Linked DNA regions of Homo sapiens: region 1 is linked to region 2. A link is a contact called in ENCODE Hi-C or POLR2A ChIA-PET data. All regions are on one chromosome and are shown on one strand. The core of a region is the stretch at or near the end of the contact, and the rest is flanking DNA. Distances in the headings are between cores, read along the strand shown.

Region 1 (5,437 bases), core at 762-3,261, 470 kb after region 2:
CTTTGCCTGTTTATATTCTTGGATTGATATTCTTTTTTTTTTTTTTTTTTTGAGACAGAGTCTTGCTTTGTTGCCCAGGCTGGAGTGCAGTGGTACAGTCTTGGCTCACTGCAACCTCTGCCTCCTGGGTTCAAGCGATTCTCCTGCCTCAGCCTCCAGAGTAGCTGGGATTACAGGCAAGCGCCACTACACCTGGCTAATTTTTGTATTTTTAGTACAGACGGGGTTTCGCCATGTTGGCCAGGCTAGACTCGAACTCCTGACCTCAGGTGATCCACCCACCTTGGCCTCTCAAAGTGCTGGGATTACAGGTGTGAGCCACCATGCCCAGTCAATTGATATTCTTTAAATTCATTCATACATTCTTTCAACAAATATTGGCAGAGTGCAGTGGCTCACACCTGTAATCCCAGCACTTTGAGAGGCCAAGGCAGGAGGATTGCTTGAGCCCAGGAGTTCGAGATCAGCCTGGGCAACATAGTGAGACCCCATCTCTACAAAAAACAAACAAAATTAGCTGAACATGGTGGCATGTGCCTGTAGTCCCAGCTACTCGGGAAACTGAGGTGGGAGGGTCATTTGAGCTCAGGAAAGTAGAGGCTGCAGTGAGCTGAGATTGTGCCACTGCACTCCAGCCTAGGCAACAGAGCAAGACCCTGTCTCAAAAACAAAACAAAACAAAACAAAAACCAAACATTTACTGAGTCCCAGCTATCTGACAGGCTATCCTAAATGTTGAGGTTACACAGTGACCAAAATAGACAAAAATCTGGTCCTTGGCCTGGTGTGGTGGCTGACGCCTGTAATCCCAACATTTTGGGAGGTGGGTGGATCACCTGAGGTCAGGAGTTCCAGACCAGCCTGGTCAACATGGCAAAATCCCGTCTCTACTAAAAATACAAAAATTAACTGGGCATGGTGGCGCACACCTGTAATCCCAGCACTTTGGGGGGCTGAGGTGGGTGGATCACTTGAGGTCAGGAGTTCAAGACCAGCTTGACCAATATGGTGAAACTCCATCTCTACTGAAAATACAAAAATTAGCAGGGTGTGGTGGCAGGCGCCTGTAGTCCCAGCTACTTGGGTAGTTGAGGCAGGAGAATCACTTGAACCTGGGAGGCAGAGGTTGCAGTGAGCTGAGATTGCAACAGCGCACTCCAACCTGGGCAAGAGAGCAAGACTCAACTAAAAAAAAAAAAATCTGTGCCCTTGTGGATTCCATCTTACTAGGGGAAATACTTGTAAGTAAGATAAATTTGTGAAATATATACTATGATGGTAGTGAGTATTAAGGAGAAAAATGAATCAGGATCAGAGATAAGTAGCATGGGGCCTGGGGGCTTAGCTTCACTGAGGTGATATTTGTATCAACACTTCATGAATGACACACAGACATCAACCTCACTGCCCCATGGAAGTATAATCTGAGGCAGAGCAGTAGAAACTGGCTCAGGAGAAAAGGGAGGATGCAGACATGTCAATTAGACACAGCCAAAGATGCTTCATGATTTCCTGGGTGTGTGACCTGTGTAGACGCCCAGGGACCCATGCTTAGAGGGACTCTGTGCTTGATTTAATGCTCTGCTGTCACCCTCTTGAAGTTTTTAATCAGTTTTTAAACAAGGGACTGCGCATTTTCATTTGGCACTGGGCCCCACAAGTTACAAGTTATGTAGCCGGTCCTTCACTCTGTTGAATAAACAATGGCTTCTCCCTATCACCCTCTTTGGAAGCACAGATACTCCCAGCAAATGCTAATCATTCATGTTTCTAATTTCCTGGGGTGACTTGTTTTTCCTCTAACAGGTGTGAAGTATGAGATAGAGACTGTATCATCCAGGGTAGGCTGGGATATGCTGCATGACAGAAACCCCCAAATCTAGTGGCTTAACACAACAAAGGTGTACTTCACTCTCGCACTTTGTGTTCATTATGGGTCAACGCGGGGCTCTGTTGTGCATCACGATCACTCTAGGACCGTGGCAGAGGGAAAGTGAAACTGGCGGTTAGAGCCGCTACTCAGAAATGACACATATTGCTTGAACTCACATTTCCTCGCCAAGGCAAGTCATGTGGCGACGCCCTCCTTTAAGAGATGAGGAAGTTCAATCCAAACATGAGCCCACAGAACTGGGCCACTTGTCTTTTGGTGTGTTTTTTTGAGACACAGACTCTTGCTCTGTTGCCCAGGCTGGACTGCAGTGGTGTGATCATGGTTCCCTGCAGCCTCAACCTCCTGGCCTCGAGCAATCCTCCTGCCTCAGCCTTCCAAGTAGCTGGGACTACAAGCATGCACCAATGGGCCCAGCCTACATTTGTTAATTAGTTATTCCAACACTATTTATTAAACAAGCTATCCTTTCTCTGGTGATTTTAATTGCCCATTTATCACATACAAAATTTTGCTGATATTTGTGACTCTTTTTGCATAGTGTTTCTGTTCCATTGATTTTTCTTTCAATGCCTATGCAGAATCACCCTGTTTTAATTTCTGTAGGTTTATAATGCCATTTTATTTTATTGTTTTAGAGACAGGGTCTTGCCATGTTGCCCAGGCTGGCCTTGATCTCCTGGGTTCAAGGAATCCTCCTGCCTCAGCCTTCTGAGTAGCGGGACTACAGGCACAAGACAGCATGCCTGATTTGTAATGTCATTTAATATCAAAGAGGTTAAGTATTCTCAAGTTTCCCCTTTGACTTTTCCTTGGCTATTATATTAATCTTTTATTTCTAGATAGATTTCAGAACCACTTTGTTGAATTCCCCCACTCCTTCTATGTGATTTTGATTAGAATGGAATTGCATTTGTAGATGAATTTGCATTTCTTTATAATATTGAGACTTTAGGTTTTTGTTTTGTTTTTAGAGACAGCTTGCTCTGTCACCGAGGCTGGAGTGCAATGGCACAATCATAGATCACTACAGCCTCCAACTCCTGAGCTCAAGTCATCTTCCCACCTCAGCTGGGACTACAGGTGCATGCCACTGCACCCAGCTTTTACTAGTGTAATGAAATAATCTTTCCATCTCCTGGGAGAATGGTCACTCACGACTGAAATTCACTGAAATTTTTAAAAAAGAAGAAAAAAAAATTGGAAAGCCTTATTTTCTCTCTCTCCTTTCTTTTTTGAGACAGGGTCTTGCTCTGTTGTCCAGGCTGGAGTGCAGAGGTGCGATCCTGGCTCACTGCAACCTCTGCCTCCCAGGCTGAGGTGATCCTCCTGCCTCAGCTTCCCGAGTAGCTGGGACTACAGGTATGCACCCCCATACCTGGCTAACTTTTGTATTTTTAGTTTAAAAAACTGCATAGTTTTTGTTTGTTTGAAAAAAATCATTACATCTTACTGAGATACTTAAGAAGATTATTTTATAAAACTAATAAAAGCTGGGTTACTATCTTCAGTAACTTTCTATTAATTTGATCTTCAAGTATTTTGTTTTATAGTTATTGTGAATGAGACAATGTTCCTAAATGTTATTCTAGTAGAGTAGAAGTTCTCTCAATTTTGATATTATTTGTAATCATCTATCCTGCTGCTAAGCTCTCTTATTAGTGCAAACAGCTTTTTGAAAAAATCTCTGTGTCCTTAATGTAGACGCCGGAAAATAAAGAAGAAAAATCCTCTTGGTTTTTGTAAGTTGCAATTAATGTGTTCACAAATTATGATTAGTTGCTCATCTTTGTTTCTTTCCTTTTTCTTTTTGTACCAGTTTCATACTTCTCATTTCTACAGCAAGACTGAAAGTTGCTGTGTTAACTGATACAATTTAATTTCTACTGTCTTCTGTGACCCCATGACTGCTTCTCTCCAGCCTGGCAGCAGCTAGCGTGTTCAGTGCCTACTGGCTTAGGGAAGGAATGACACAGCAGAATGTAGAAAAAGGAAGTCAAGTTCTTGAAATTTTTAGTTTCTAAAGTCTTTCTGTCTTTTTTTTTTTTTGAAATGGAGTCTCAGTCTATTGCCCAAGCTGGAGTGCAGTGGCGCAATCTCGGCTCACCACAACCTCTGCCTCCCGGATTCAAGTGATTCTCCCGCCTCAGCCTCCTTAATAGCTGGGTCTACAGGCATGCGCCACCACGCCAGGCTAATTTTCACCATGTTGCCCAGGCTGGTCTCGAACTCCTGGCCTCAGGCGATCCACTCACCTTGGCCTCCCAAAGCTGGGATTGTAGGCATGAGCCACTGCACCCAGCCATCTTTCTCAGACTTGAAATAGCAGATGAGGCGAGTGACACTCTATACCAGGTTACACACTGTGGCCCCTGGACCCCTGCTGATCCATGAACTGTCTGTTACTGTCCATGATGAGTTAAGTACAGATATTGAGAACAAACATTTAGCAGCTGTTACAGCAATATGATGTTGTCACAATATCCAAGTGCATGATTGGCAGACTCATTTCATTCAACAGTGTACAGGCCAAAAAGATTAATTCATGACAATTGGAAATAAAACAAAACTGGTCTTCCATCATAGATTGTTTGATAAGTGCTTCTTTAACTAGAAGTCTCTAGATGCAGAGAAAGAGGAGAATTAGAGAGAAGCATGTGGGTTTGAATCTGAGATGTGTCCCTGCATCTTATCCCCTCCCCTAGAAGCCCAAAAAACTGCTGTAAGTGGGCGGTGGGGGATGGAAGGGGCGAGCTGCCAGCAGGAGAACAAGAGATATCCTTGACAAGCCAGAAAGCTGGAATCGGAAGGGACCCATGCCCTTTTTCTAAGTAGAGTCTGGGAAGTGGCAAGACAGTGAAAAGGCTATGGGCACAGCAGGGGAGCTGGGTCTGGCAGCCCACATGGTTCTCACGCACCCCGGCGGAGCAGCAGAACAATTTGATGTGTGTCCAGAAGGAGCCCAAAGGTAGCAAAGAACCTTGAACACTCCCACGAAGTAGGCACACACGCCACCTAAAGCTCCCACATGCCCAAATGGGGTGCAGAAGGAGCTAAGAGACACAGATCAGAAGAATGTTCATAGCTGAGAACAGGGAACAAAACCACAGCTACCTGTATCACCAGTACCCAAAGCCTAGACAAAACAAAATACATCTTAGCCAGTGTGGACACTCAAGAGTCAGATGATCCTCCTTTCTGGAGGCCTTGACACTAAATGACAGCCCTCCCTGCTTGCTGTCAGAAAGGGGAACACTCTCATTATGACGAGGAGTAAATTTCCATCACCTGGGAGAATGGTCACTCATGTTTGAAATTCACTGATTTTCTTTTTTTTCTTTTTTTTTTTTTTTTTTTAGACAGAGTCTTGCTGTGTCACCCAGGCTGGAGTGCAGTGGTGCAATCTCGGCTCACTACAACCTCTGCCTCTCGGGTTCAAGCAATTCTCCTGCCTCAGCCTCCCGGGTAGCTGGGATTACAGGCACCCACCACCACGCCTGGCTAATTTTTATGTCTTTTTTTTTCTTTTTTAGCAGAGATGTGGTT
Region 2 (5,263 bases), core at 1,248-3,747:
TCTAAAAGAATAGGGCTTGTGTAGTCTGGAGCCTTCTATCTTATCCTGGGTAACCTCCCTCTGACTTTCTCAACATCCTCAGCCCCTGAAGATACAGCAGCTAGGACAGAGTCAGTCTCGAGGCCTGGAGGCGAGAACCCAATGTCTTTGTTATCGGGCCCTCTCGTTCTTCCAGGTAAACATCCCTGAGCGAGGGAGGTCTGAGGACAGGGCGCTCCTTGGGCACCCCTTTAAAAAGCAACATACATTATGATTACTTCACCCTGCAAGGCCAAATTCCCCAGGGCCACCACCAGTGTTCATTGTTGCCCTGTTGCTCTTTCTGTCCACACCAGTGGTACGAGGAGACCCTATCTCAACTCTCACTCCCTGAGATAAATGTGAAATGGACAACTTATCTGTGTCTCCCTCCCTCGCTTGCTGCCCCTTCTGGGAACAGGACCCCACTGAGGACAATCGATTCACTTGGCTGGTTGGCAAATTGCAAGAACCCCTCTGCCTATGCCACTGATGCACAATGTCTAGGGCTGGCACAATGCAAACTCCTCCAAGAGCCAGTTCTGTCCCTCCAGGCACACAGATACTATCCATCACAGAGCTGGCGGCCTCAAGAATGGCCATGGGGAGCCACTGAATGTTTTGAGCAGGGGTGTGACATGAGCCAGTTGGGAGTAGTGGTTATGTGCAGGCATTTTGGTGTTGGGCTGCCTGGATTCAGATACCAGAACTGCCACCTATTAGCTGTGGAATCTAGGACAAGTGACCATGCCTCTCTGAGCCTCAGTTTCCCACCTGCAAAATGGGGATAACAACAGTACCTACCTCCTAGGGTTGTTGTGAGGACTGAGTGGGTAAGGCCCTTGCAATAGGGCCTGCCATTTCATGTTAGGTAAGAGTTAGCTTTTATGAATTCAATCTGAGCTCCAGCTCATGGAAAGTTACTTGACATCGCTATGTGAGTTAGGAAAACAGGCTCTAAAACCAAAGGCCCTTGCAGTGATGGAAATAAGCGGTACCCACGCCTGACATAGCCAAATGGAGGTGGGATGGAGGGGAAGAAAGACATTTGAGCCACTGAGAGGCGGAAGGGAAGGACCAGTGAGGTGTGTGAACTGGGTGGGGGTGGGGAGGGAAAGGTGACCCAAGGGAAAGAGAGGCCTTGAGTCTAGGTGAGCAGGAGGAGAGTGATGCTGGCTAGGAAAGCAGGGTCTTGGGGCAAGGCAGGAGAGAGGAGGTGAGGGGCTATCTTCGGACCTACAAGGCTCACGAAGGAAGAGGTGATCATCAGAAAGCTGTAAATATGGGGATGCGTTTGGAGCTCAAGCAATAAATGGAGGCTGAAGGTTGAGCTTTGAGGGGAGGTCATTCAGGCAGCAGTGCAAAGCTCCAAGATCCATGAGATTTCCAAAGGGAAGAGGACTGCAAGTGGAGAGAAGAGGGGAGGGGAGTAGAGGGAGGAAAAGAGGAGAAGAAACTGGACAGGAGGAGTGGGGAGAGGAAAGGAGGCCAAACAGCCTCCAGGGTGGTAATGAACACCACAGCTATGGTGTCATACCTGAGTTTGAGCCCCGCTCTGTCACTAACTAGCTGTGTGACCTTGGGTAGATTGCTGAATCTCTCTGAGCCTTAATTTCTTAATCTGTAAATTGGGCATAATGATAGAAACTCCCATACAGGGCAATGATGAGAATTAAATAAGATTGTGTGTGTAAAGCCCTGATTTCAATGCCTGGCACCAGGGCAGAGCCCAGGGAATGGCAGCTAGGGTCATTAGGATTCTTATGAAATCCAAGTTAAATGAACAGAAGAAGGAAGAGGGGTTAGAGAAAAGGCAACAGAGTGGAGCTGCTTTTAAAGAGCCAGGAGAGCATGGTGGAGTGGGAGGAAAGGCAGGGAGATGTTTAGGAAAGCAGGAGAGGCCAGCAGGTGCCTGGCACCAATCAGTACAGAGGCTAGAACTTAGTGCTTTGGGTTTGGCAACTAACATGTCTCTCGTAACTTTTGAAAAAGCAGTGTGATTTTCAAAAATAAAGAGTAAGTGGGGCCAGGCGTGGTGGCTCATGCCTGTAATCCCAGCACTTTGGGAGGCCGAGGTGGGTGGATTACTTGAGGTCAGGAGTTTAGGAGTTCGAGACCAGCCTGGCCAACAGGGTGAAACCCCGTCTCTTTAAAAATACAAAAATTAGCCGATCGTGGTGGCGGGTGCCTGTAGTCCCAGCTACTCGGAGGCCGAGGCAGGAAAATCACTTGAACCCGGGAGGCGGAGGTTGCAGTGAGCCAAGATCACGCCACTGTACTCCAGCCTGGGTGACAGAGCGAGACTCCGGCTAACAAAAATAAATAAATAAATAAATAAATAAATAAATAAATAAATAAATAAATAATAAGTGGGAAAGACCATTGGAAGGTACGTTAGGGTGTCTTCTGGGGAAGGGCTGGGAGTAGGCAAGTTTGAATGCCAGGCCAGAGAGTCTGGATTTTATATTTAGACAATTATGTAACTTTAGAGGTATTTGAGTGGGTGTCAGCCTGGTGCTAGTTTGGGATGATGTATCTGGGTGGGGCAGAGGGAGAGAAGGACCCACGCATCACACCTGCCCAGGTCAAAATTAGAATGTGATTGACAAGGACCTAAAATTCCCATGTTGAGATTTTAACCACTCGATTTCTCCAGGGATTCAGCGATTCAGGTTGACTGAAGTTTAACAGCAAAGCAAGCACTAGGCAGAACAGTATCATGCAAAGCCCCTAACTCTGGCATGGGGAGGGATGGGGGACAGATAAAGGAGAGAGGTTGGGAGGGAGATATTGCAGGATGGAGCCAGGCCCAGGCAAGGTGGAAGTTGCAGCTGCTCAGATTTTTTACGATTGCTCATACCGTTCACCCGCAGCTCCCAAATCCGGAAGACTCTTCAGGGACATATAAATAGTAACTGTTATTTGAGAACCCGCAGAGCCTCACCTGTTCTAGCAACTGCCGGAGGCTTATTTCACTTAGCATAATGTCCTCTAGCCACAGTGCAACCTGTAAATATATACAGCTATTATTTGTCAATTAAAAACCACCACCACCACCACCACTGGGGGGCACTTGCTGAGTGTTTTATCTCAGAAGGTGACCTCGCTCTCCCCAGGTCTTGTCATGATACCGTAACTAATCACACAACGACAATGAGAGCCAAAAAGGATGATATAGAGGACACACACATGACCAGTCCACTTCCTTAAAAGTACCTGGGGTCTTGTGATCCGGCCACCTGGACAGAGAACACAACAGTCAGGGGCTTGTTGAGAAACAATTGTGGTTTTGCTTAATTATGACCGAGGAACTGAAGCCAGTCTTCTATTTATGATTGGCAAGGTGGTCTCAATGCATCTGTCCTGCTTAAGAAAGTAACCCCCGCTTTCCAAATCTTTCCAACTTCTTCAAATTCAAAAGTCTGAGGGAGGCTCAGACTGCGTGGGGGTGGGGGTGTTGTTCAAGATGTGGCTTGTGGGATTAATTTTTGGCAGGAAGATCACAGTGTTGAATACAATGAAACTCTGTCCTGAGAACAGGCCTCTCAGGGAGCCGTTGCTGCTCTCGGACTGGCAGGGCCTGAGGAATTCATTACAGGGGATGAAAGATCTACTCAGAGCCAAGATTTATTCCTGCCTGGAGACCCTGGAGTCACTGCATTTCCAAAAAAAAAGGGCTCATTTCATTAGACTCCAAGAAAGTGGATTTTGGGCTTCTAAGAGAAGGAACTATCGTGTTCTTTTAAAATTTTTGTTTGGATCATTGCAGACTAACTAGATGTTTTCCATTTGAAACGACCCCCTTTGTATGTCTCTGCCACAGGACCACAGGGTAACAGATGTGATTTCCGTGAAATGCACCTACCATGGGTCCTGGAACACAGTAGGTGCTCATTAAATACTTTCTTCCATCTGCCCCAGGTGGTCCTAAAATTTTCTGAGTCAGATCCAAGTTCTGTGTAAATGCTTACATCAAAGTGGGGTCTGTGGTCTTGAATTCCTCCCTCCAAGTTAGAACCCAAAAAGTGCCCTGATTCTGTAGCAACTTTAAGAATCTCTGTGATTTATTTGAGTGAATCTTTTAACTGAAATAGTAATAAATTGTGACAGGCCTTCACCTGTTAGCAGAGAGTGACCCTGAAATGCCACCTAGCTTTCAGGAGAAACAGTTTCTAAAGTGAGGATTCAAAGCAAAAATACTTGTGGAAAAAAATGTAACGGATGAAATACATGTACATTCTCCTGTTTTTGATGGTGGTTAGGGGACACATTTTTCCTGCCCTACTTCTTCATTTGAAGTTACTTTCCAAAGTAACTTTCATAACTTAATTACATCTTCAGTGACCCTGTTTCCAAATAAGGTCACATTTGGAGGTACTACAGTTAGGACCTCATGGTTTCTTTGTGGAAGCCAAAATCAGTCCATGTAAATCAGCTTTAATAAATGAGATAGCTGCCTTATGCCACAACCCCACACTGAGCAATGTCATTTGGGTAAATATTTCATCCCAACCATTTGTAATGTAAGGGTTGCTGTTTGCCCAGCCAACAGAAGGGAGTATCTGACCTTAGTCCATCATTGTTACGGGGAGATGCTTGTTGCCATGTGGCCCACTCAAGGGCAGGCAGTTGAAACCAAGCATCCAGGTGCTTCCAGACCAGTCTCTACACCTCCTAGACTTTGCTCTCAGTTCTCTGTCCCATTATGGGAATGTGTGCCTAGAAAACGGGTTGTCCTGACTTTGAGTTTGTGATGCATCTTGTATGTCTGTTTGTCTCTCCCATGTTTAAGCATACCAGGTCACTAGTTCCCAATTGTACTAATTTCCTAAAGCTACTGTAACAAAGTACCACAAACTATTTTGTTGCTTAAAACAACATAGAGTTACTCCCTTACAGCTCTGGAGGCTAGAAGTCTGAAATCAAGGTGCCGGCAGGGTTGATCTTTCTCAGGACTCTGGGAGAATTTGCTCCACACTTCTGGTAACAACCAGCAATCCTTGGAGTTCCTTGGCTTACAGATACACCATTCCAATTTCGGCCTTGCAGGGGCCTAGGGAAAATGTCCCCTTTGCCCTCTGAAGGTTCACTGAAAATCAACTGACAGAAGGCAGATTCATTAGGAGAAAAGACAAACAAACTTATTTGGTCATAGTTTGTATCACCCAGGAGCCTTCAAAATGAAGACCCAAAGATATAGGGAAACTGGCCATTTTTATGCTTAGGTTCAACAAACTACGGGCAG

Evidence for each region. Hi-C counts contacts between places; a loop is a spot of excess contacts on that map. ChIA-PET counts read pairs that join two places held with the same protein, here RNA polymerase II (POLR2A). Pooled maps may share reads with other maps.
Region 1: a loop to region 2 is called in a pooled map, with 2.8 times the contacts of the local background. The contact joins two enhancer-like sites. A Hi-C loop is called at or near these places in 3 of 37 single-sample maps with no recorded cell type and 7 of 50 pooled maps. POLR2A ChIA-PET finds 5 or more read pairs at or near these places in 1 of 52 experiments (MCF 10A).

Annotation. Positions count from the first base shown.
Region 1 is chr20:5,076,645-5,082,081 of GRCh38, forward strand. It overlaps a transcript of TMEM230 not described here. Among named protein-coding and RNA genes, the nearest start is that of TMEM230, 34 kb to the right of the region's middle. RefSeq lists enhancers at 2,273-2,342, 3,848-4,007, 5,128-5,437. Within about 2 kb of position 2,012, at least 23 of the 41 ENCODE cell types and tissues checked have a DNase peak (open chromatin) inside an H3K27ac peak, as active enhancers do.
Region 2 is chr20:4,610,919-4,616,181 of GRCh38, forward strand. No RefSeq gene overlaps it. Among named protein-coding and RNA genes, the nearest start is that of PRNP, 73 kb to the right of the region's middle. Within about 2 kb of position 2,498, at least 11 of the 41 ENCODE cell types and tissues checked have a DNase peak (open chromatin) inside an H3K27ac peak, as active enhancers do.